2 separate regions of the Homo sapiens genome follow, and region 1 is linked to region 2. A link is a loop called in an ENCODE intact Hi-C map of the cell type or tissue named here. Cell type or tissue: A673. All regions are shown on one strand. Each heading gives the region's core, and the rest is flanking DNA. Links, peaks and the distances in the headings are about the cores only.

What was found. Peaks named below come from ENCODE experiments on the same cell type or tissue, not always from the same donor. Only the 100,000 strongest peaks of a DNase experiment are listed, where the experiment ranks them.
Region 1: it touches region 2 in a loop (9-fold over the local background); 4 of 110 quality-filtered maps call a loop at or near these places.

Annotation. Positions count from the first base shown.
Region 1 is chr10:90,781,758-90,793,848 of GRCh38, forward strand. The region is part of intron 1 of HTR7 (5-hydroxytryptamine receptor 7); the gene reads right to left. Among named protein-coding and RNA genes, the nearest start is that of HTR7, 70 kb to the right of the region's middle. In A673, for the core only: CTCF peaks have their summits at 6,330 (motif pointing left) and 6,536; no DNase peak of the experiment used is centred there; H3K27me3 peaks cover 6,122 bases.
Region 2 is chr10:89,419,585-89,431,675 of GRCh38, forward strand. SLC16A12 (solute carrier family 16 member 12) reads right to left here. Exons shown (of 8, transcript NM_213606.4): 8 at 10,715-12,091. IFIT5 (interferon induced protein with tetratricopeptide repeats 5) reads left to right here. Exons shown (of 2, transcript NM_012420.3): 2 at 1-1,413. Among named protein-coding and RNA genes, the nearest start is that of IFIT5, 11 kb to the left of the region's middle. RefSeq lists an enhancer at 2,431-3,630. In A673, for the core only: a CTCF peak has its summit at 6,853 (motif pointing right); a DNase peak (open chromatin) is centred at 6,867.

The sequences.
Region 1 (12,091 bases), core at 1,393-9,392, 1.4 Mb after region 2:
TTCTACATCAAAATCTAGATTTAGCTGGAAAAAGCCCTCTAGCCACTGTTCTTTGCCCATTACAATTTAGTTAACGGCATAACCCTGCCTGTGGCCATAGTAAGCACAGGCAGCAGTCAAACCACAATTGGTACCTTACTCAAGGCTTTCTCCAAGCCCCCAGCCTTTCTTCCTTGCTTTGGGCACTTTCTCCTTTGACTGCAGACCTTGACTCTCTCACTTCTCTGCCTGGGTTGGATCAGGCTGGACTCCAGGACCAAGCATTGGCCTCTGGCTCTGCTGGCTCCTGCCTTGGGAGGCCTGTCATGCATGGGACATCACAAATACAGGTGAGAGAGCTCCACTCCTTGATACCACCCTAGCAGAGTTCATGGCACCTCCAATTCCACAGACATGGGCGAGAGACTGCACTCAATGCCCCAGACTCCTCAGGATACGACACTGGCTGCTCTGCTTCAAAGAGAGGACACTGAGCAGCTTCCAGAGGCAACAACATTCAGAAATGTGTGCTCAGAAGGCTTAATCTTGAGCAAACCATTGACCCCCGCTAAGGCTTAATTATCGCACTTGTAACATAGGGCTACTAATAGTAATTATGTAATAAGATTATAATAAGTTTAAGTAAAATAATCCATATTATATTTTCAATACAATGCATGATACATAGTATGCCCCTAATAAGTATAAATGGGGATGATGATGATGATGATGATGGCAATGATGAAGTTAAATCTCTTCAAAACATCTTTGGAATTCCTGACTTCCTTGAGCAATCAAACCTGCTAGAATCATGCCCCATCACCTTTCCTATACTTCAAGGAATGAGATCACCTAGATTCTTCCAGAGGAAAGGCATTCTGATAAATAAATAAATAAATAATTGTGCTCTTAAATGGTGCAAAAGACTCAACAAAGATCTTCCAAAACAAGGTAAACCCCTGATCCATGGAGATGCTTCTGAGGCTCCGCAAGTGTTCATTGACATGTACAATTTTCTAATATTTTCTAATGCCACTCATTCTGGGGCCTTTTTCTCCTTTCCCACAAATCCGCTTCATTTTTGAGGTGTTTTTTGTTTGTTTGCTTCTTTCTTGCTCATACCATTGATTCCATCTTTTATATATTTAAAACAGTGAACATGGCTATTTTATGTTTGGTATTTGATAATTCTAACCTGTCAAGTCTGCAGATCCATTGTGCTGTGTATAGTTTTTGGTGGAAGTGCCTTGTTTCCTGATAAGTTTTATGATTTGGTGACTAGGAGCTTACTGGGACTGGAACTGTGGGAATTCTCTAAGGCCTGTAATAAGGGTCTGTTTCTCCAATTACCATTTGCATCTACTTCTGTCAGGCCAGCAGTGCTGTCAGTCCAGGACCCCTTTAAATTAAATTCCAGTTTGAAGTGTTTTTATTTCTCTATTTTTTTCTGGACCTCAGGAGAAGGATGAACTTAGCCCCTAGCCCCATGAGTGCCTGCTATAATTACAGATTCTCAAGAAAGACTTCCCACTACCAGTGCCCAAGTTGAAAAGGCAAATTTCCCTGGCAAATTTTCCTCCCCTGGGTCATGTTTTTAAAAGCCCTAGATTTGGTGGCAGCTTCAGTCTTACTCCCCACTTTGTAAAAGCCCTGTGTTTATTTCCTGCCTCCAGAATGCAGCCTTTATATTCAAAGTTCTGGGTCGCCAGAAATCAGCACCTATCCCCAATGGAAGCTAATAGCTTCTATACTGGTTTACCTCTTGGGCCCCTTGCTTTCTCTCCATTTCATATCTCTAAGGATTCCTCTTACTTTCTTGCCAGCTCAGCCATGCAATTAAAATGGTATGTATTTTTAAAATTTTATCCAGGCTTTTTAGTGTTTTGCTTTTTAGAGATAGGCTTTTTAGAATATTTGATCCATCCATAATGCTACTAGAAATAAACTGGATTTTAATTTCATGTTAAAATTTTACTCAGTATTTTCTCCACCCCATTACTTGAATGGTTTATGTTTGCCTCTCCTTGTCACCTGCTTCAATTACTGTGATGTTTCTGCTGTACTTTGGAGTCCCCACTAATACACAGTTCACCTCTGCCTGGGTCTTCTTTTCTCATGCTCCACTCATGGTGTAGCTATGGCTCTTCACCATTACTTTTTCCAACTAGGTTGGTCCACCGGGGAAAGGTTACTATATAATTATCCTTTTTATTCTATGACTTCAAGCAAAATTTCTAGAACATTTAGTTCTTGACAGCTACAATACAATTATACAAAGAAAGATGGGGATTAATTACATTCTTACTAAAACAAGTCATATTAAGTAGATGATGTGGAATAGTATAACATTTTATACATTATCTGTCACAAAATACACCACATACAAAACTCTCTAATCATGATGCCAGCCAGCTGCCAGCCAGCTGAGGAGATTTAACCATTTATCTCTTAAAATCCTTTCGTTATCTTAAAATTAATTATATAGGACTCTGAAAAGATCCATTAATAACTCTCCTTTCATCATGTGCTAAATACCTCTGTGTTCTTTCTCTGAAGCTCAAGTATTGGGGTTCTGTGCCTATCCTCTTAGCCTAGGTTTGAACCCTGCTCTAATCCTTCTTAGGCAAGCATCCCAGAGCAGGCCACTTCATCTCTTGGACTGTCTGGCCCTCATCTGCACAATGGAAATATAATAATTCCTCCCCTACAGGACTATGTCAGGGTTTAAATATGAACCCTTTTAAAAACCTTGGTACAATGCCAGCACATAGGTCATCCTCAATAAATGGAAGCCATAAAAACAAATTCTACTACTATCTAGTTTTTTTAAAAACATTCACCCAATATTATCATAAATGCAGTAGTATATATAATAAATGAATTACAACTGAGCCAATATCAGTATAATGTCAGGAAGCCAAGAGGTTTGCTTAAGGAATGGGGATTAATGTGAATTGACTTTACTACCTTCTTTCACTTTATCCTATGTGGAGCCAACACACTCTCTAAGACAGGCAGTCGGGAGAAAGCCTAATGATTCTCACCTTGATCCAGAACAATGTGTAATAGCTGACCACATGACTTGGCATCATTAGTTCCAGAACATACAGTTCTATATTACTTCCCAGTTTCTTAACTCCTATTCACGTTGTCAACCACTCTGGAAAAGGCTCAAGCTTCCACCATTGCACAGGCTGCTCCTCTGCTGAGAACATTCCATAGACTTCTTCAGGCTAAGACTTACTCATTTTTTAGATATCAGCTAGGATGCCGTGTCCTCCAGAAAGACTCTCTGATCTCACTGAGCTCCCTGCTCTGAGTTCTCAGGGAATCACCTCATCATCCGCTGCAGGAGGCTATAAGTGACCTGCTGATTTGTCTGGATTCCCAGTAATATAAGACGCATTAGCACAAGAACTGTGTTTTTCATTGTTCAGGTCAGCAATAAACCCAAACCCTGGTACAATGGTTGATATGACATAAGCATTAAATAAATATTGGTTGGATGAATAAATGAATGAATGAAACATGCAGAAAACCGTAGCAAAAACTGTACCTGTCCCATAAACATCAGAGGCAGCTAGAAACATCAAAAGTGTTTGATCACTCAGAAAGGCCTAAATATCTAATTGACAATCTAATTAAAGAAGTGGCAGAGACATGTATTTTGAACTCTGTCTTCTCGGTGAAAGCGAAGTAGAGTCTAGGGGATTTTCAAACCCTATATGTAAATTCCTTTGATACCTTCGTAATGTCTGTCTATCTGCCTCCTCACCTCCACTGCCCCCAGACACACACACTTCTCCATATAACACATGACTCAGTACCTGGTGCACAGGCACTAAATACATATGAATAACCAACTGCACTTCTGCATTCCCCCACCAATCTTAACACTGCCTGTGGCAATAGCCATTTCAGCCAAGAACCAGTACTGAGCGTCCAGAACTCCAACCTTGATTTTGTGATGTATTTTAAGAAATACTATGGTTCATTCTTATACTTTACTTTAGTCCTCAAAACTATGCTGATTTTTTTCCCCAACAATTCTTACTCCTTCTCAGAACGCACCACAACACCTGATGACAAGAATTGGGCCAAGAATACAGCAATCCACAAAGTCTTGTGGCCTTGACGCCCCTTCTTGGGAGAGCTGGAAAGCAGCCATGGTACTGCCAGCTGAGCAACCCGACCTGGGAATGTATCTGCCCCTGAAGTGTGATTTCTCACCTGTGTTCATGTGACCACTGGGATGTGGCCTTTCTACAAGGTGCTTTCATACCACCTGGCTTCCTTCTTAAATACTGCTCATTCCAAGCATTTCTTGGGATGGAACTTCCTCAGCACATATGTCGGGTTTATCTCTAACCTGGGCCAACCTGTGTTTTCATTAAAAACACATAATTTAGAAGAGCAGGCAGATTAACACCTGATCTTTACTCAATATTATAAACCTCACACATCCCAACACAGAGGATAACCATCGGGGTGCCCTAACACTCAGTAAATGCCAAGTGGCCCACGGCAGGCCTTGGCTAAGGATGGTTCATCCACTTCATTATCAGGAAAATGCTGTGGTTCTCCCCTGCTGCTAGGTATGTGTTCATGGTTCTCTATGCAGGCCACTGATTTTTTTTCCCACATATGTATTTTGGGGAATTTGAAGCTAACGAGGAAGCCAGATGTGGTGCCTGAGCTAACACTTCCACGTGTATTTGTTCCTAATATCTAAGAACCAACATAAGAATAGGCTATGAAATGCTTAAATAGATGGAAAAGTCATGAGACCAGGGAAGAGTAAGAAAACCTGACAGAGTTTAACTTCTCTTATTCTTGGTTATTACCTGAATTTTTATTTTTAAACTACAAAGCTTAAAATTCATGAATAATACAGGAAATCTGTAAAATGCCATTTTTCAGGAATAAGCAGGACATTAAAATGCAAATTGCAGTTCTACACACAGCGGTACTCAACGTGACAAATTAAGCTCTTCCTATTCCTTGTCTTGACATTTGCCTTCAAGATGTTTGTTCAATGTAGAGAGAAAGCAAGAGGGCAAGAGGGAGAATCAGACAGGATGAGTGGTGATACCTCCAGGAGACCAGCCCCATGTAAGAGGTGCCCAAGGCATGAAAGGTCTTCATGGACGCCTTCCTCTCTGGCACAATACGTGGGAAAAAATCATCGTCTGCGTTACTGCATTTTCTCAGGAAGATCTTCTTAGGAAAATGGCATACTTTAATAATAAGATACCTCTTTAGAATGAGTAGGACAGAAATCTAGAAGAAAGTGAGTAAACTAGAAAGCTTCTGAGCTCCTGTTAGACCCTTACTTCCACACATCACTCACTCAGGTAGATTCACAAAGCCATCCTCTAACCGTGCCTTATTCATTCAACATATTTACTAAAGAGGAGGGCCTACTATGTGCCAGACACACTGGGGATACATCAGTAAATAATAAGACAAACCGCTGGGCACAGTGGGTCACGCCTGTAATCCCAGCACTTTGGGAGGCCAAGGTGGGTGGATCACAAGGTCAGGAGTTCAAGACCATCCTGGGCAATATGGTGAAACCCCGTCTCTATTAAAAATACAAAAATTAGCTGTGTGTGGTGGCACGCACCTGTACTCCCAGCTACTCGGGAGACAGAGACAGGAGAATCACTTGAACCCAGGAGGCAGAGGTTGCAGTGAGGGAGATGGGATCACGCCACTGCACTCCAGCCTGGGTTATGGAGCAAGACTCCATCTCAAAAAAAATAAAAATAAAAAAAATAATAAGACAAAGCTCACTACCTTCACTGGACTTACGTGCTGGTAGCTGTGGGTGGGGATTTACGTCAGCTATAGTGCTAAGTGCTTTACATATTTAACTCATGTAATCCTCACACCAGCCATATGAAGGAGGTAATATTATCATTCATATTTTAGAGATGAGAAATTGTAAATGAATGAGGAATTGTAAATGAAATGTGAATATTACTATTCACATTTTACAGATGACAAAGCTGAGGCACAAAGAAGTGAAGTAATTTAGCTAGTAAACTAGCAAATGAACAAGCTGGGATGTGAAACCAGGGACTCTGTCTCCAGAATGCGCATGTTAAACCACTTTATTAGACTGCCTCTCTTATGACCTCTTCCGCTTGCTCCCTTGCTATTTCTGTATAACAATAAGAGTATATTCTCCCAAAGTCAGGATCTGAGGCCTAGTTGTCTTCGTAACCCACTACTCACAACCCCTGTAGGGTCCGGTTCGTAAGTGTTAAATAGATATTAAATAAATGATTTGCCTTTGATTATTAAATTACCCTTACCCTGAGCCGGAGCTGCAACAGTGGGTGTTAGCACCATCTAGTGGAGAAAGGCCTGGCAAGGAAGACTGCCATTATGGAATGGTTGACAGCCAGCAAGGGATTATAGCAATTACCTGGGTAACTCAGGTAAACATCTTCATGTAGGTGCTTTGCCATCATTCTGCAGACCTCTGACAGCTGATCTGATAACCCCCCAGATTTACCAAAAACGAAACACCTAGTACATAAACAGTATTCCAAGCCCAAAATAGATCCAGCTTTGGTATTTTTAAGGAATTACCAAAGAACACTTTAAACGGAGCTCTTCTGGAAAATCCATGATTATGGTCACAATACAATAGGGATGATCTCAACTTCTTACAGGAAAGGCCTACATATATACATCTACAAATAACTGCACTAAACTTGTTAAAGCAAATAAGATCAATCATTCGGAGACCAAGAATTAGAATGGATCCAGATATAAAGCTTAAAAGAAAATGGTTATTCCTAATCCCTACAGCTACTGGAACTCAACTCTCTTTGCACATTCTTTTACTAAATATTAGCTAATTGTGATATCAATGTATCAGTATGACATAAGATTAAACAATGGCTCTACCTATACTTTGTTTAGAGTAAAACAAAACAAAAATTTTGAATGTACTTCATATAAGACCTCTTAGAAAAACAAGAAAAATAAAGGAGCATTTTATTTCAGTTAGTCATGTTTAGTTACTTTTCCCCTTTGACAAAAAGCAAAGAAAAACAGAAGAGAGGAGGTTGATGAAAAAATTCAGGGAAATAGAGTAACAGGCCAAAGTGGAGAAGACAGAAAGTGTCTGCACTTCTAGTCCCCACTTCATAGCCTAGCAAACTCCTATTTATCCCTTAAGACCTTGCTCAAGTGTCACCTCTACTGTAAGGTCCTTCCTATCTGCACCCCACCCCAGCTACTTACTCCCATTATCGCGATCCCCTAGCACTTGATCCATAACACTATGATGCAATATAATGTTATATTGTCATCGTGCACCAACTTATCCTTCTTCAACAGAGATGATGGGGACTTTCTTAAGTTTCTCAGTATATCTACTGGCTAACTGACTACTGAAACCAGAAGTAAATAATGATCCTTTGAAACAAATACCATTTCCTTCCTCCTTCTATGCTCTGCATTGTTATACCACAAAAAGCTCCTGAAAGTAGCATAAATTCTCAAGCAATTCTCAAGGCCTCTGCTTTGACTCTTTTGTGATTTTTTTTGCCTACATGGTCTTCACAACTAGTCTTCTCAAGACACAAAATCAACAATCATTGAAGTGTAAAGAAGAAAAAATAACAAGGTCTCTGGTTTTAAATGCTATTTTTTTCTCTTCTGCCCACAATAAAACTGTGTCAGGAGGGATATGCCACACACACATCAGTGCATCTGCCTGAACTGAAAAGAAGGTGGAAAGGTTCACTGGGAAAATCAAATGTTCTTTATAAATCCAAGTGCCGAGACATGATCTGTTTCTTTAAATGCTGTTAGCAAATGTACTGCTGAAGGTTAACAGACAATTAAGAATCATCATAGTTCTATGAAAATGATAAACAAAACAGAAAGATCAGCCTTTCGTGATTGCATAAAATCAGCCACAATCAAACAAAAAAAAATCACTAGGGAAAGCACTGCACTTGCTGAATGCATTATGATGGTATACTGTCTGTGGTGGCTAAACATTTGGATTTGGGGAGGTCCAGAGCGCCAGATTTCAAATCCATGTTCTGCAGTGGATAAGCTGGGTGACCTTGAACATATTATGTAATCTCTTTATGCCTCAGTTTTCTTATCTGTAAAATGGAAATAATAATAGTACCATCCTGGGTTTGTTATGAGCAGAGTGCCTAGCATGCAAAAAGCGTTCCATAAAGATTCATTCATTTCATTATTTCATTTCATTTTTTCAAGAAAATATCTACTTAGTGCACACCCTACACATTGTACTGGAAACTTTCATATACATCATCGCAGTTCAAATCTAGAAAAATGAAAGAGTTAGACACAATGTACCTTCCCAGTGCTAACATCCTTTTATCCTAGTCATGTGGAATGAAAATGTGTTTCCAGGGTTCAGCAAACATTTGATTCAAGTTTCATTGCTAAACATATTAATCATTTTTAAAACTGGAATAAAAAGTATTACCCACACTTGAGTTCTTTATCAAATTTTAATACAAGGGAGACCCCAAATGACTTAATTTGTGCTGCCTGGTTAACTTTGCTTTTTTCTGGAGCCCTCAAAATAAAACTTTGCAGTGGATATATTTGAACTCCTTAAAAATGTGACACCGATTAACAAGACTGCAGGTCTTTTTCTGTTTTGATTTGTTCTTTTAATTCAGACCTGTATATGTCTATTCACATAAAATCATACAAGTGAATACAATCCTCTGGCATTTGTGTGTTCCACTCAATTAAGTGACAGGATACATTCATATGGTATTTTCTGCCAAACGGTGACAAATTAAACTAGCTGATGAATCCGTTAATTGACTCTCTAAACTGAACATTTAACAATTAATAACTGCATGCACTTGTTACTTGCTGTGATTTTAATTTGAAACAAGCATTTCCTAGCCTTTTGAGCTACTGTTTCAGTTAAATTGAAGAAGAAGCTATTTAAAAATACTGTATCAGTTACACTAAAGAGCAAGCTATTTTAAAAAATACTGCCATTTGTAACTACTCATCCATGTAAATCTAGATTTTCTCAATATTATGCAGAGAGAGAGAGAGAAAGGGAGATTGAGGGAGAGGAAAAGACAGAAAAAGAGAGTAAGAGAGAGAGAAAATTACATTGGATGCTTAGACTGATGTGACTACAACTGTCTTCCATAAACAACAATTTCACAGGAAGTTTGTTAAATCAGCCTCATTGCTCTTTTGAATGGCAGTAAGAATCAAATCTCACAAATTTGAACTAATAAATTCATACAAATAAAACACTCCCCTTCATCTCTTCCATATATTTTTATCAATCCTACATATATATTTCATTTTGAAAAGGGGCAGGGTTCAGAAAACTTTGTCCTAAGCCCTTCTCTATTGTGAGAAATTACCATGGGCCAGTAACTGTTATAATTTCTAGGTGGGACACAAACTCAAAAAAATTATCAAATACCTGAACACAAGAAGGTTTACATTTAGAGAATACAGATATATATATATATTTAGAATGAGACAAATGTGGAAAGTGCCATCAAAGTGTATGTGTGTATGTACACATAAATAATGTATATTATACACAATACCTAAAGCAGTGAGGGGGAGTTAGATTGGGGGTGAGTAATTTCAACTGGGAAGTTAAAGAAAGGTTATATGGATAACCTAATACTGAAGTTGCACATTGAACACTGAACAGAATTCAACAAGAGGACTAAGTGTAAAAGACCACAGAAAGATTCAGAGGTAGGAGATTGAAAATGTTCAAAAAAGATGAGTGCCCCAGGTGTATGTAAGCATTTTAGTTTGTGTGCATTGAAGGGGGAAGAGGAGCGGGCAATGGCAAGGCTAGCCTAAATTAAAATGTCATAGCCCCCAAAATTGCACTTAGAATAAACACATATACTATGTCAAATGAGCCCAGAGAAGAATTTTTAAGGTTAATTGTGTTTATGATCCCTCCAAGTGTTTTATTTCACTTGGATACGATTACAATTTCTAGTAAGTTGAAGCTGAATAATTTTCCATTTTATCACTATCATCTTTCTTAACAATTTCTCACAAACATGAAAATTATTCCATTATTTGACAGGGGTTTTGGCTCCTCAAGTATGAAATATCTAGGCACAGCTGTTTCTTACAGTTCTTTGGGATTTACCTGGGAAATCTCCAAATCTGTTTTCAGTATACTACAAAAAGACATCAGGAAATTAAAGAGCAGTAAAAAGAGCAGAAAATCTTGTGGCTCAAACTCCTCGTTTTCAGAAGCATTTACCACGCAGAAAGATTAGGTGACTCTGTTGCAAGGATGAAATAAAACAGAGTATGAAGCCACTTTATCAAAAACATGAAAAATTTTAAAAACTGTTCACACAAGTTCATTATACAATCTCTGAATGACAAAAACATAATTATGAATCCATGAATCAAATTTTCAAATTTCTTGCCTTCCAGTCCAACATCACCCATGTATAAGGCAAAGTAGTGCGAGTTAAAAATAAGATAACAACAAGTTTATAGTTCTAAAGCCTTCAGCGTCTAATTGGGTAAATGAAGAATACAGCCTGTAATAGGACTCTTTTGGGTTTGTTTGTGGGTTTTCATTGTTTTGTTGGGGTTTTTTTGTTTTGTTTTTGGTTTGGTTTTTTTTGGCTGCAGCTATACCAGCAGGAATTAATCATAATTCTTGATTTATAGCATATTATAAACATATCTTTTTCATAGGATTTTTCAATGGTTACACTTTTAAATATATATATTTCAACTGTACATTATATATATACACAAGAGAGCTTTTTTATAAGTTGTAAAGAGATTATGGATGGTCCCTAACTAACTACGGCTTGACTTACCATTTTTCAACTTTACCATTCGGTATGCTCCTCAACTTACAATGGGGTTACATGTGGATAAAACTATCATAAGTTGAAAATATCATTACATTGAAAATATACTTTCAGCTTTCCATTTTTACATCTAAAATGGAAAGGCTTATCTAATAAGGGTTCTGATAAACCCTTAAAATGGATTTATCAGAACTTATCAGAATGGAGAAAGAACAGTATTTCAACAACTGGTGCTGAGAAAACCATATATCCACATGCAAAAGAATACAGTTGGAGCCTTACCTTATACCACATGTGAAAATTAACGACAAAAAAAATGAACTGAAGACCTAAATATAAGCCCTAAAACTATAAAACTCCTAAAAGAAAACATAAAGAAAAGCTTCATAACATTGGATTTGACAATGACTTCTTGGATATGACACCAAAGCACAGGCAGCAAAAGCAAAAAATTAACAAATGTGAAGAAACAGAACTTTAAAACATCTGTGAATCAAAGAAAACAATCAAGAGGGTGCAAAGGCAACCCATGGAATGAGAGAAAATATTTTCAAATCATTTATTCAATAGAATTAATATCCAGAATATATTCCGGATAAGAACTTCTACAACTCAACAAGAAAAAAGCAAATAACCCAATTTAAAAATGGGCAAAGGGCTTACATAGACATTTCTGAAAAGAAGATACACAAATCTCCAATAATCATAATTATGATAGGGTAGAGAGGTGAAAATCACAATAACATACGGGCAGAACTTGAAAATCAACTAAAGGAATCATTAATAACCATAGAAGAGGATAATTCCAGGAATGCAAGAAGAGTTTAATATTGGGAAATTACTTATAGTAGTACATCAATATTTCTAATTATATATATATATATTTAGTATAGATAGTGAAAATAAATTTAATATTATTTTTAAAAAAACAATTTTTAAGAAAGCTCAAAAAAAAAAAAAAAGATCACCTTGGAATTACAGACAAGTGTACAATGTACCTCAACTAAGACACTGTATTAGTCAGGGTTCTCTAGAGGGGCAGAACTAATAGGATGGCTGTATATATGAAGGGGAGTTTATTAAGGAGTATTGACACACACGATCACAAGGCGAAATCCCACAATAGGCTATCTGCAAGGTGAGGAGCAAGGAAGCCAGTCTGAGTCCCCAAACCTCAAAAATAGGGAAGCTCGACAGTGCAGCTTTCAGTCTGTGGCTGAAGGCCCAAGAGCCCCTGACAAATCACTGGTGTCCAAAAG
Region 2 (12,091 bases), core at 2,756-10,755:
AGTTTTTATACCCTCAATTTCTGGCCTTTGGCTATTTTAGCATTTCAAAGTGACTTCTATGAAGCTTTTTTTTTAATGTGAAATTTTCAGAATGTTGTTTTTTTCATGTAGATACTCCAGGAAGAGTTAAGCACTGCTTTCAGTTTTAATATCCACCTTGAGGGGTCGCTGCTTGAGGGCTCTTATCCCAGGGGACTTTTTAATTCGGATGTTACTTAATGTGGCTTCTCTAATGTAGTTTCTTTGATTACCGACTACACAATTATGTACCATCACAGTATTAGTGGAAAAGTACCATGTGATTTAATTCTCCATTCCTCCAATGTAACTCTTAAAATTATTATGTATGTGTGTGTGTTTTACTTTTTGTTTTTTATCATCTTTAAAATTTCTATTATGGTTTGATTATTATAAAAATAATGAATTCTCACTGTAAATTTCAAAAAAAAATTACAAAAGTATGTGAATTTAAAAATGAGAGCAGTCCTCTCACCCTACCACAGTTCCACACCCTCAAGGTAAACTTATAACTTATAATTTGATATGTAAACTTCCAGATCTTTTTTCTATGCGTAATCAGACATACATATATACTGCAGTGTATCTCACGTATTAATTTTTAAAAATCTTTTGTTTTACTTAATTCTGTTTTTATTATTATTATTATTTTGTTTGATCTATTAAGGAAGAACAAGGAAGGGAATGATCTTTACTCAAGAATTTCAGAAAGTCAGCACTGAAGTCCTGACCTATCAGTAGACACATTTGTCCCTTTCAGATATTTTAGGATATTCTAGCAAAGCAGGCCATTTCTCCCACCTGAAAGTACATAACTTCTATCACTTGCCACATAATTAAAAGAACTCACATTAAGCGGTTACTCAGACAGTTAATCATAGAAAAGATTATTTGCTTCATCAGTTCATAGAAAAGATTATTTGCTTCATCAGTTAACTTGTTTTTATAAATCAGGGCTGTGTTCATACACAGAAGGGGCCTGAGATTTCTGCACTTTAAACAAGCTCCTCCTAGGTGAGGATGCTGTGGCTGTTCTAATTACATTTTGAGTAGTAAGGTCTACAGCATTGTTCCTCAAACTTGGCTACGTATTGGAATCACCTAAAAAGTTAAAACAAAACATGGATGTCTGGGTCCCGCCCCATAGAGAATGACTTAATTGGCATGGGGTGCAGTCCAGGCATCATGATTTTTAGATTTCCCAGTTGGAACTTGTGCAGCAAAGTTTGGGAGCTACTGATGGACATGTGAAAAGTAAGTATAAATGGAATAAAATTAATTAGGCTAATAGGCTTAACCCAGGAAATCCTAAGTTCCTTGAATATCCAGTTTGCATTTGGACTCCTCATCATATACTTGGTATATAATACTCTAATAAAAGCTGCCTGAGTTGAATTGTATATTGTCCTGCACCTACCTCTGAAAACTGCCCTTATCAACTGACTCAAAGTCTCTGAAATGGGTCCAAATCCTACTTAGTTAGATGAACTCATCCTGTCAAGCCTGATAAGAATCCTATGATGCCAGGCCCAAGTTGTTTTGTTGCCTATTAGACAAACTCATAAATATGCCCAGAAAAGTGGCTGTGATTGCTCTTCAGGGTAATTTGACCCTTCCGGAAAAGAAGTGCTGCCTCTCCAAATCTTGAAGGTGCTCTTGGAAACTACTTCATTCAGCACTAAAGGTACGCTCCCTGACTCACAAAAGCTGAGAAAAGCCCTTTCAACAAATGATAAATCAGCTGGCAGAAAAACTGGTTTCCCAGTCATGGAGCTCTTAAAGATATTTGCTTCCTCTCTGGGTGCAGAAATAGTCTTACCTGTTGATCACATGCTATCAGCCAGTTTCAAAAGCAATATAAGCTGTTACTATTCCTTTCTAGATTGAGTCAACGATGCCGATTACTTCAGTTCAGGAACAACCTTGTAGACAACACAGAACTTTAAAATCAGGAGGACCTTGAGAAAATCCCTACTCCAACCAACTTTATTGATATGAAGATTGAGACCAGGACTGGTGATATGACTTAAGGTTTCACAACTAATTTGTGGACCATAATTTCTTTCTCCTGGCTGCTGGTTCAGTAGCACTCATGCCCATTTTACAGTTTCTACCGATAATCATTTGTTGGAGGCAACAAACTCCATTTGTTGGAGTCTGTCAAACTCAATTGACAGAGTTTATCTGGCCATGATGTGACTATGCTTATGTGACATCACCTACAACACAGGCAGGCCCAAGGATAGTCCCTTTATGGAATATGTTCATTACTGAGATTAAGGAACATGACAGACCTATAAAACAATGTGGCATGTTTTTATATAATTGGTGAATTACAAGAAATGAAAATCCATTTGGCCTTGACAATTAGAACAGTCTCCTTTGAGTAGTTCAAGTGTAATAACATTGTAACCCTAATGTGGTAGCAATGAGAAGCACCTCTCAGATCTCTAGCTACAAGGATTATAATTGTCTGAAGGTCCCATCTCTACACATTGAAATCTATCACTACATTTACACTGAGGCCATGCTTCCCAGTGTGGCAAGGTTACTAAGTCATGTCCTCTCCTGAGAGATGCAGTACTCCTCTGATGAGCAATTTAAACTCAAGGACTCCCCACCAGCCTTGCCAAATATTCCTTAAAACAATACTGTAATCTAAGATGTTTTTACCCAACTTTTATTCCTTCTGTCTCTCCTACATATGGGGTCAGACCTGCATCACAGTTGGATGGCTCTCCCAGCCTCTGTCTGCTCTCTTCCCGTTTTTTCTCAGAGGTGTTTCCATTACATTTCTTGCATGTTCAACATCCCATCTTGGATCAAACTGACACATCTAGTGAAAGAAATTTAATTAGAGGACTCTAATTGGCAGTAGGTGAATAATGTTTACATAATATAAATGTCATTTATTGTTCTTCAACTTTCTGGATGAGTAATTATGATTAAAGAACAAAACATGGCTGGATGTGGTGACGCATGCCTGTAATCCCAGCACTTTGTGAGGCTAAGGCGGACAGGTTGCTTGAGGCAGGAGTTCAAGACCAGTCTGGCCGACATGGCAAAACCCCATCTCTACTAAAATTACAAAACTTAGGTAGGCATGGTGGCACCTACCTGTAATCCCAGCTACTTGGGAGGCTGAGGCACATGAATCACTTGAACCCAAGAGGCAGAGGTTGCAGTGAGCCAAGATCACATCATTGCACTCCTCCAACCTGGGCGACAAGAGTGAGACTCTGTCTAATAAATAAAGAAATAAATCTTTCCAATGTTATAATATTTGATTTGGAAAAGAGAATGGGGAAGAGAGGTAAGGGAAATTGTCTTAGTTTCTGGTGTGCCGCTATAATAGAATACCTAAGACTGAGTAATTTTAACAAGCAGAAATTTATTTCTCACAGTTCTGGAGACTGGAAGTTCAAGATCAAGGAGCTGGCAGGTTTGGTGTCTGGTGAGGGCCTGGTCTCTGCTTCCAAGATGTCACCTTGAATGCTGCACCCTCTGGAAGGGAGGAACTCTGTTCCTCACATGGCAGAAGAGCAGAAGAGAGCAAGAACTCACTCCTGCAAGCCCTTTTCATAAGACCATTAGTCTAGTCATGTGGGCAGAGCCCTCAGGAACATCTCTCCTTAGGCCTCACCTCTCAATACTGTTGCATTGGAGATTAAGCTTCCAATCTATGAATTTGGAGGAGACAAAAACATTCAAACCATAGCAGAAGAATAGAGACTCAAAAGATACAGTTAAGGTTTTATGGAGTAAGAATTAAATATGTTAGTATAACTTATAAAACAAATTAAGTAAAAATTGAGTTGTGGGATGAGAAGAGTTCTTTAAATTCAGTTAATTAAATCCTAACAACATAGCAGAAAACCAATAGATAAAGTCTATATTAAACAGATCAAAAAATAACATTATAAAACGTACCATCACAGATTGGGATAGCCCCTTCTCACAAAACTAACTTTCTTCCTCTTTCTATCCCTTCAGAACAACATAGCAAGTGTATATTTAAAACAAGTTTATCACTTAGCTTTCTGCTCATACATCCCCTCTCTTTCTGCTTGTACATCCCCTTTTCTCCCAGGACTCCAGCCTCCGCATTCCTCTCTACTTCTCTTCTGAGCCAAAGTTCCCTGCCTCACTGGGATGTGGTTTCTTCTTCTTTAGCTTTCTCTTTTCCTAAGATCAAGCCACACACACTGGATCCCACCCCAAACACAACTACCCCCTTCTTCGGAAACTTCATATTTACTAAGTTGAATTTGTTCATTCAACATTTTGTATTTCACTTTGAGGAATAAAACAGCATCTAATTACTAGAAATGTACTAGAAATGCCATGTATATATTCCCAAAACTGTCTGAACTGAGGGGTTCCTCTGTAAGTGATGAACTGGATTTCTCAATACCTCCTTTCATGATGGCACCTAGCTGAGTAACTAAAGAAATAATGAAGGTGACATGAATAAGCTTTGGGAAAGCCATGCCTCAATGGGAGCACACAGGTGCCTCACAGACAACAAACTCTGAAGGGCAAGCATAGACTGAGGCCACTTGGATTGAACACTTAACATAGAACACTAGCGTTCTTGACTCCGGTGATGCAATGATAGTTATAGCTAACTCTTACATAGTACACAATATCTGCCGGGTGCTGTTCTAAGTGCAGGGCATGTAGTAATCTTGTAAAATCCTTACAAACCCCCCTAAAATAGGCATTTTTATTCTTTCCTTTCGCACATGAGTAATTAGGATTTAGACACATTAAGCAAGCCCAAGGTCGCATACCTAATAAGAGGTGGGAAAAGGATTCAAACTCTGGGTGTCTGGTTCTAGAATCTAGCACTTAACTACTATATAATACTTTCTAAATAGTCTTAAAATTTGGAATGAAGGATATGGGAAGATAGGACCAAATCTTTACAGACCAGAGGAGAGAGATTCTAGAGGATCACACCAAGCCCACATTCTACAATCATAGGTCACCAGACACTATTGTACACAGAACCCCGAAATTCCCTGGAAGGAACTAGGAAAGGGAACTATTTATGTACATTAGCTGCCTCTTGATGCTGGGATTAAAAGCTGTTCTGAAACCTCAGGGAGAATGACCTAAGAAACTGACGGACTCCATCTAAGTGAGGGTTTGTTTCCAGAATTGGATTTTGGAATTCAAAGATTTGGAATAAATTCCTCAAAAAAAGGAAGCCACATATTTTGGAAGACTGAAGAACCAGTAAACAATTAGAAGCCAGAACACGTACCCAGTCCTTTGTCCTTGGAAGGAAGGATATATCCCTTGTGCACACACCAACCAGCATCAGACCCTCACCCAGTGTGGAGAGCAAAATAAGAAGGCAAGGAGATAGTTTGATATGGCCATTCCACAATGTATACATATTTTAAAACATCATGTTGTACATGATAAATATACATGATTTTTATTTGTCAATTTAAAAAGGAAAGGGAAGGGGCGGGGAGGGGATGGGGAGGGGTGGAGGGCGCTGGAACACGTGTAACAACTAGGGCTGGGGTCACCTGCGCTTTAACATCCCCTGAGTTTGCCTTGAGCCTCCAGGCCATGGACTTTGGAATGTGGCTGCGAGTCCCTAATTCTATTAAATATTAATTTTGTTCAAGAGTAACTTCATCTCTCTTCACATGCTTTTCCTTTCCATACCACATCAACTCCAGCAAATCTCACCAAAGCAAACAAACAACAACAAATATAAAAACCAAAACACCAAAACTAAAATCACTTACAGGTCATTTCTATATAAAAACCCTTTATTGAGAAGATCTTAGGAGACAGAAGAATCTACAACTTTAAAGTTAATATTAGGTAATCTCTGTTTTTCAGAAAGAAAAAGGGAGAGAAGTGAGAGGGAGGGATATTGGGAGAGGGGAGACAGGAAACAAAAAAGAGGAATGGAGGGAGCAAAGAAAGAAGAAAAGAAGGAAAGATCCCCAACCATTTATTGATATGCCTGCCTCTTTCTGTGATTCTGAGCTTTGCCTGTTTCCCTGTGTCTCTTCTCCCTTCAAAACCGTTCCTCCATTTTTCTTAAACAGAGCAATTCAGTTCTAACTCTTATCCTCATACTCAGTCACAAACCCAACTATGAGTTGCTTAGTTCTTAGTTCTACATAAGAACTTTCATTTTAACATGATCCACTCTCCTTTGAAAGCAATTTCAGTTATAAATAAATAGAATCCCCACGATTTCACATGCACTACACATTTAAAGTAAATTTAATCACTTTGTCATATTTGCTGTACAGTATAATCCGATATTTTATGTTTTCAAATTGACATGGAATCCATTCTTCTGTATCATTTGGTTTCAACATTTTCTAACATTTGGCTTCTGGTATAACTTTGAGATTCTGTGTCTCACACTTTAACTCCTTTATCAACTCACATCAAATAAATTAACACATTAGTAGGGGTCACAGTGGGAACAAGAATGGAAGGCTGACAATCTGGGTTCCAGAGAAAGGCAGAGGACTTCAAATTTTTTTTACGTTATGTTTTACCAATGGCTATCCCTAGTCAAGCCAGTCAAAATCATCATTCATATTAACTTTGATACTCTATGTTACAGAACTGATATAGGTAACCAAAAGCTGAAAACTGCAACACAGCATCTTTATCCCCGTGTTTATACTTGCAAGAGGAACAGGATAAATGTGGGATGGGTAACGAGCAAGGGGGAGTTGGAAGAGGAGGAAACAATGACAAACTTTAATGTTTGTGCCTTTAAGGTAGGCCTTGGGGAGTTGAACAATTGGAGATTCCCCTACTCCTGGGAAGTGTTCTTGCTAATTCCAGCAGATGGCAGTGCTGCATAATATGTCAATTTTAAAACTCTTTTCTGTGCTTAAGGATCCAAACTTTGGATCCTTAAGAAGAGAATGACACTCTTTACAGTTGAGAGATGAATATTGAATTATAACCCCATGCCCTGAAAATCCCTGCTTTGTACTTAAAGAAGGCAACTGCAATCCCCAAAAGTCCCAGACACCTTTATGGACCCGTCATCGGAACATTTATGTCCACGTGTGCTTGGTTCTGCACTGGCCTGAGATGCCTGCTGGAACCTCAAGGAGCCACACAAAGCAGCTGCCTCACATCTCTTTCCCTCACTCCCAGCCTCTTGCCCTGAAAAAAGTAAGGGCTGATTCCAATCTGTTCAATCCTGTCTTCAAATTCCCCAGAATCAAATTTCTTCAACCCATAATGAATTCTTCCTCTCCTAACCCTCAAAGTACTACACATGCCCTTAGCCTCAGGTCAACATTTAATAACTTCTTGGTGTTGTTCTAACCTGAGTTGGTTTCAATTTACCAATTAGGTAGTAAATTTGAGATCATGGAGGGGGTCCTATGTGTATTTTTAATTCTCCACCATATGTAACATGGTTCCAGATTCCAAAGAGGTGCTTGATAAATAGTTGGTTGATTAACTCCTTTCACCATCTCTTAAAAATGTCTGCCAGCATACTGTCTAATTTTCAATAATGCTTTATGAGTTAGGGGCAGCCATAGGTCTGGTCAGGACAAAGATTTCAGTCAGAAACATCTTCTGCACCTAGCAAAACCCTGGCATAAATATTTTGTGTAAAAGCAGTTTGTGTGGTGCCTGTAATTGAAACCCTGTCTTTTCAGGTTTGGGGCAGGTGCAATCCACATTTTCCCAACGTTCCAGGGCTCCCTTGTGTGAACAGTTCCTCTTCCCTTGGGTTTCCGTTCATTTGTGCACAACAGCTATTTAATTAAGCCTGTCTGGGTTGAACACAGTAGTATCATTTTTTACATTCAGGCCTCAATCCAAAGTTTGTTATTTAATATCTTTTGATCAACTCTTTACTTTGCCACTTTTATTCCCTTTCCAAAACCTGCTCCATAATGGTCAATGCTCCAGAGCTTCTACTGTTTTTGTGACACTTCTAACAAGGTGTCCTATTTTGACACACCAAATTAGGAACATCTAATGTATCCTGTCTGTTCTGGGTACAAGAGCAATTTGCACCCAAACAAACCTGCACCCCAACCCTTCAATCCGCCCCACCCTCGCTAATGTTACAATTCTCCTTAGCAGTTTTTTCATTTATTTGTTCTTTACACTCATTTATTCATTGACCAAGTATTCATTGAATGCCTACTCTGGGTCAGGCACTGCTCTAAATAGTGAATGAGTCAGTATGATCCGTATCCTCAGAAAGCCTGTGGTTTTGTGGAGCAGATGAAATTTAAAAATAAAAACACACATCAATATATATGATCATAACTAAAAGATGTTCTTTGAAGGAAAATAATAGAATGCTATGAGCATGAAGAATGTGGGTGGTAGTGGCGGGGGAGGGATGTATAATTTAGATAAGGGCAGTGGTTAAAGATGGACTCTCTAGGGCAGTGACATTTAAACTGAGACCCAAAATATGAGAAGAGAGTGATCACAGGGATCAACATATGCAAAATGCCCCAGGGTCAGGGGTATAAAGGGGAGGCTTGGTACTTGAAGGAACTGATAGAAAAACTGGGCGCTAGATTGTAGTAGAAGATGGGGGATGTAGCCTAACGTCAGGAACTACACCCTGTGAGACTTCGTAGGTCCAGTGTGGGCACTGAATGCTCACACCAGCCCTGTCAGTTCTGCGATTCTGAAAAAGGCTTTGCTCTTCCCTGTTTGAGCTTTAGAAAGCTGTTTGAGCTGTTTGCTCTTCCCTGTTTGAGCTTAGGGTCAGAAATCTGGATTCATCCACCTGCACGTGGGCCGGAACCTCAGGTAACCACACAGAAGCTGCCCCCCAACCTTTCTCCCACTCCCGAACTCTTCCCTACCTTGACCTATACCCACACCTTGCTCTGCCCACAGTTGCAAAAATAAGCTATCCAAGAATGAACATAGGTCTTCATCTTTCGTAGGACAAGGTCCTTGAACTCTTCCATCATTACACTGGTCAGTGGGAAAAGGCCTAACTTGTCATCACAAAAGAAACATATTTATGGAAAAATGTGAAAAGGGCTGCATTTGAAATGCTAATTCTAAAGCCTTTTAGTGCCAACTCAACTCAAAAATAAACTGCTTTTTACTTAATTCTAGACCAATCTTAGGTCCCAGATCCCTCAAAAAGACCTCTGACCCTTAAACAATTAAGAGCAATAATGAGAGTAATAATGATCACTCTCATCTAAACCTCAAAATCCCTTTTCATTGGTTTGACTCTCTTGGGTCAGGAGAGAAAAAAAAAAAAAGCCTCTTTTAACTTATTTAATACAGCCCTGGGCCTCAGGTAGATAGATCCTTAGGGGCTGGGGAGAAAAGGAGAAAATTTTAATCTTCAATTGAGACACTCAAAGCCCATATCAAGAAAGGAGCCCCAATCAGCTTTGTAAGTAATGATGTGGCTCATTAATAGGTGATACTAACCACACATGTCCCCGTTAGCAGGAACAAATTATTCTTGCCAAGTTCAGGCATTCCCTGGCAGCTGAAGGAAACATGAGCTGCCCACATGTTAATATACTTCAAATTGCTTCTCAAGGGAGAGGATAATGGGTAGATAATTGTAGATGTGGGGGGATAGGTACCTCAAGTTCTTTACACTATTCATTCTACTTTTGTATATGTTTGAAAAGTACCATCATGTTTTGTCTTAAATGTCAGTCCTTTTATCATTATTTATATCTTCCCACTCCCCAACCAAATAGTTTTCCGTGCTATGGGACAAAACCTCAGTTATCTGTCATTGGTAGCTACGCTGGCAACAGATATAAAAATCTATTGCTTGACGGAGTTAAAAAAAAAAACAAAAAAAAAACTTTTTTTTTTTTTTACTCAAACTTTCAAGTGTGAGAAAAGAAACTCAGATATCCACCCTGAATTTGTACTATTTCATTTCAGTAAACAATTTCAGAATTAGACCTACTGGGACCAGGAAGGGGAGTGTCAAATAGACATTACCATTTTCATTATCACTGGCAGTGGTGAAGGCAATTCAAAAAGAACTCAACTCCTAACTGAGAAAGCCTGACTTTGGTAATGTGGAAAGCAGACAGTGGAACTAGCTCACTTTTGGGACAAAATATGCTCCCCAATTCACCCCCTCAACCCTAAATGCTCCCCAAAAGAAGCCTGGATCAATCAACAGCAAATTAAACCACTGAGCCTGAAAGTAGTGGTTTTGATAGATCCTCTTGGGAAAACTCTTGGAAATCTCCAATCTAGAATCTTCCTTCAATATTGATTAGAAGACTGAAGCATAATCCAAAGGATTTTATCTGTCCAAGGGAGCGTCGGTTTCCCAACAGCTTCTTGAACCCACATAAGATAATCCAAGTAGGCACAGGGGAAGGACACAGGGCTTCAGCATCAGCAGCATCCCAGTTTTACAGGATTTCACACTAGAGGATACTGAGCTGTGGGAACTGGTGCCTCAGTTTCCACATCTACAAAATGATAATAATAGAGGTCACTATGGGGATTAAATTCGACAATGACAATGCATAGGAAGTGCCTGGCATAATAGCTCACACATTGGAAGAACTCAATAAAGACTTCTGGTTTTTGTAAATCATTTGATTATTTAACACATCTTAAAATGCTGACCACATCTTAGCATGATCCAGACAGGCCCACTCACCATCCAGTCCAAACCTCTTGTCCGAGGGAAAAATGTCTTTCCAAACACAGGACAATAAATTCATTTTATTTTGCTTTTGAAATAAGAAAATATTAGCATAAATATTTCATCTATTAATGAAATTACAATCTGAACAAAAAGCCCAATCATACAGTGTATCTACAAAGTTAGATAATGTCTTCTGATTTTCTACTCAGATAATTCCAAAGTAGAGCTTACAGTAGTAGAAAGAAATATTTAAGATGTAAAATTATCCCACTATAATTTTGTTCTTGATTCCACAAAATACATCATTCCCATGAATTTCTCAGTTTTGAAATAAACAGTATAGACACATGGAACATTAACACTAAAATTCTGTGTAGAAATGTAAAATAGTAGACCTTAAGATGTACATTTTTCTTACTGATTTTCTAAAAATGCTGCCTCAAAAGGGAAAGTAAAATGCAAATCTATGCATGTATAAAGTCAAATCTCCCAAATGTTTTTATACAAAATCTTTAAAATTTCTGATCACTATGCTTATTTTTCATAAATACTTGTAATACTTCACAGAAATTATATTGCAGAACCACATAAACAAAATTTTGTTGTGATCATGATAAAAAATATGTATAAGAATATTTGTAACTATTCATATTTTTAAACATCTTTAGGCTTGAAAATTCAAGAAATGATATTTAGGGCAAAGTGCTATTCCAAACAGATATAACTTCATCTTAACTTTGACATTTTACAGATACCTTCCAATTTTTTTTTTTTGAGATGGAGTCTTGCTCTGTCGCCCAGGGTGGAGTGCAGTGGCATGATTTTGGCTCACTGCAACCTCCACCTCCTGGGTTCAAGCGATTGTCCGGCCTCAGCCTCATGAGTAGCTGGGACTACAGGCGCCCGCCACCACGCCTGGCTAATTTTTTGCATTTTTAGTAGAGACGGAGTTTCACGATGTTAGCCAGGATGGTCTTGATCTCCTGACCTCATGATCCACCCGCCTCAGCCTCCCAAAGTGCTGGGATTACAGGCGTGAGCGACCATGCCCAGTCCCAAATATTTTTAAAATTGCAAATGACAAAGTCAATGGGGTTCAAAACTAAATTCTTAAACTAAGTAAGGAGATAACAGACAACATTTAAATTTGTCTTTGGAAAACAACTATGAAATATTACCATTTTCTCCTATCAGATCAAGTCAGTATTTCATTCTGAAAGCAATGTATTAACATGTGATTTTATGAAATAATCAAGGTATAGGCAAGCTCTCTTGCGGAGCATACACATTAACTCAGGATCATCCTCATTGCTGTTTTTTTTCCCCCAGCACTTGTGAGGCCTTGTAGGGGACAGTGGATTAAATAGCCTTCAGGGTCAAAACAGTTCCTTGACATTTGGATTTTAAACTCCTGGTAATTAAAATTGATTGCAT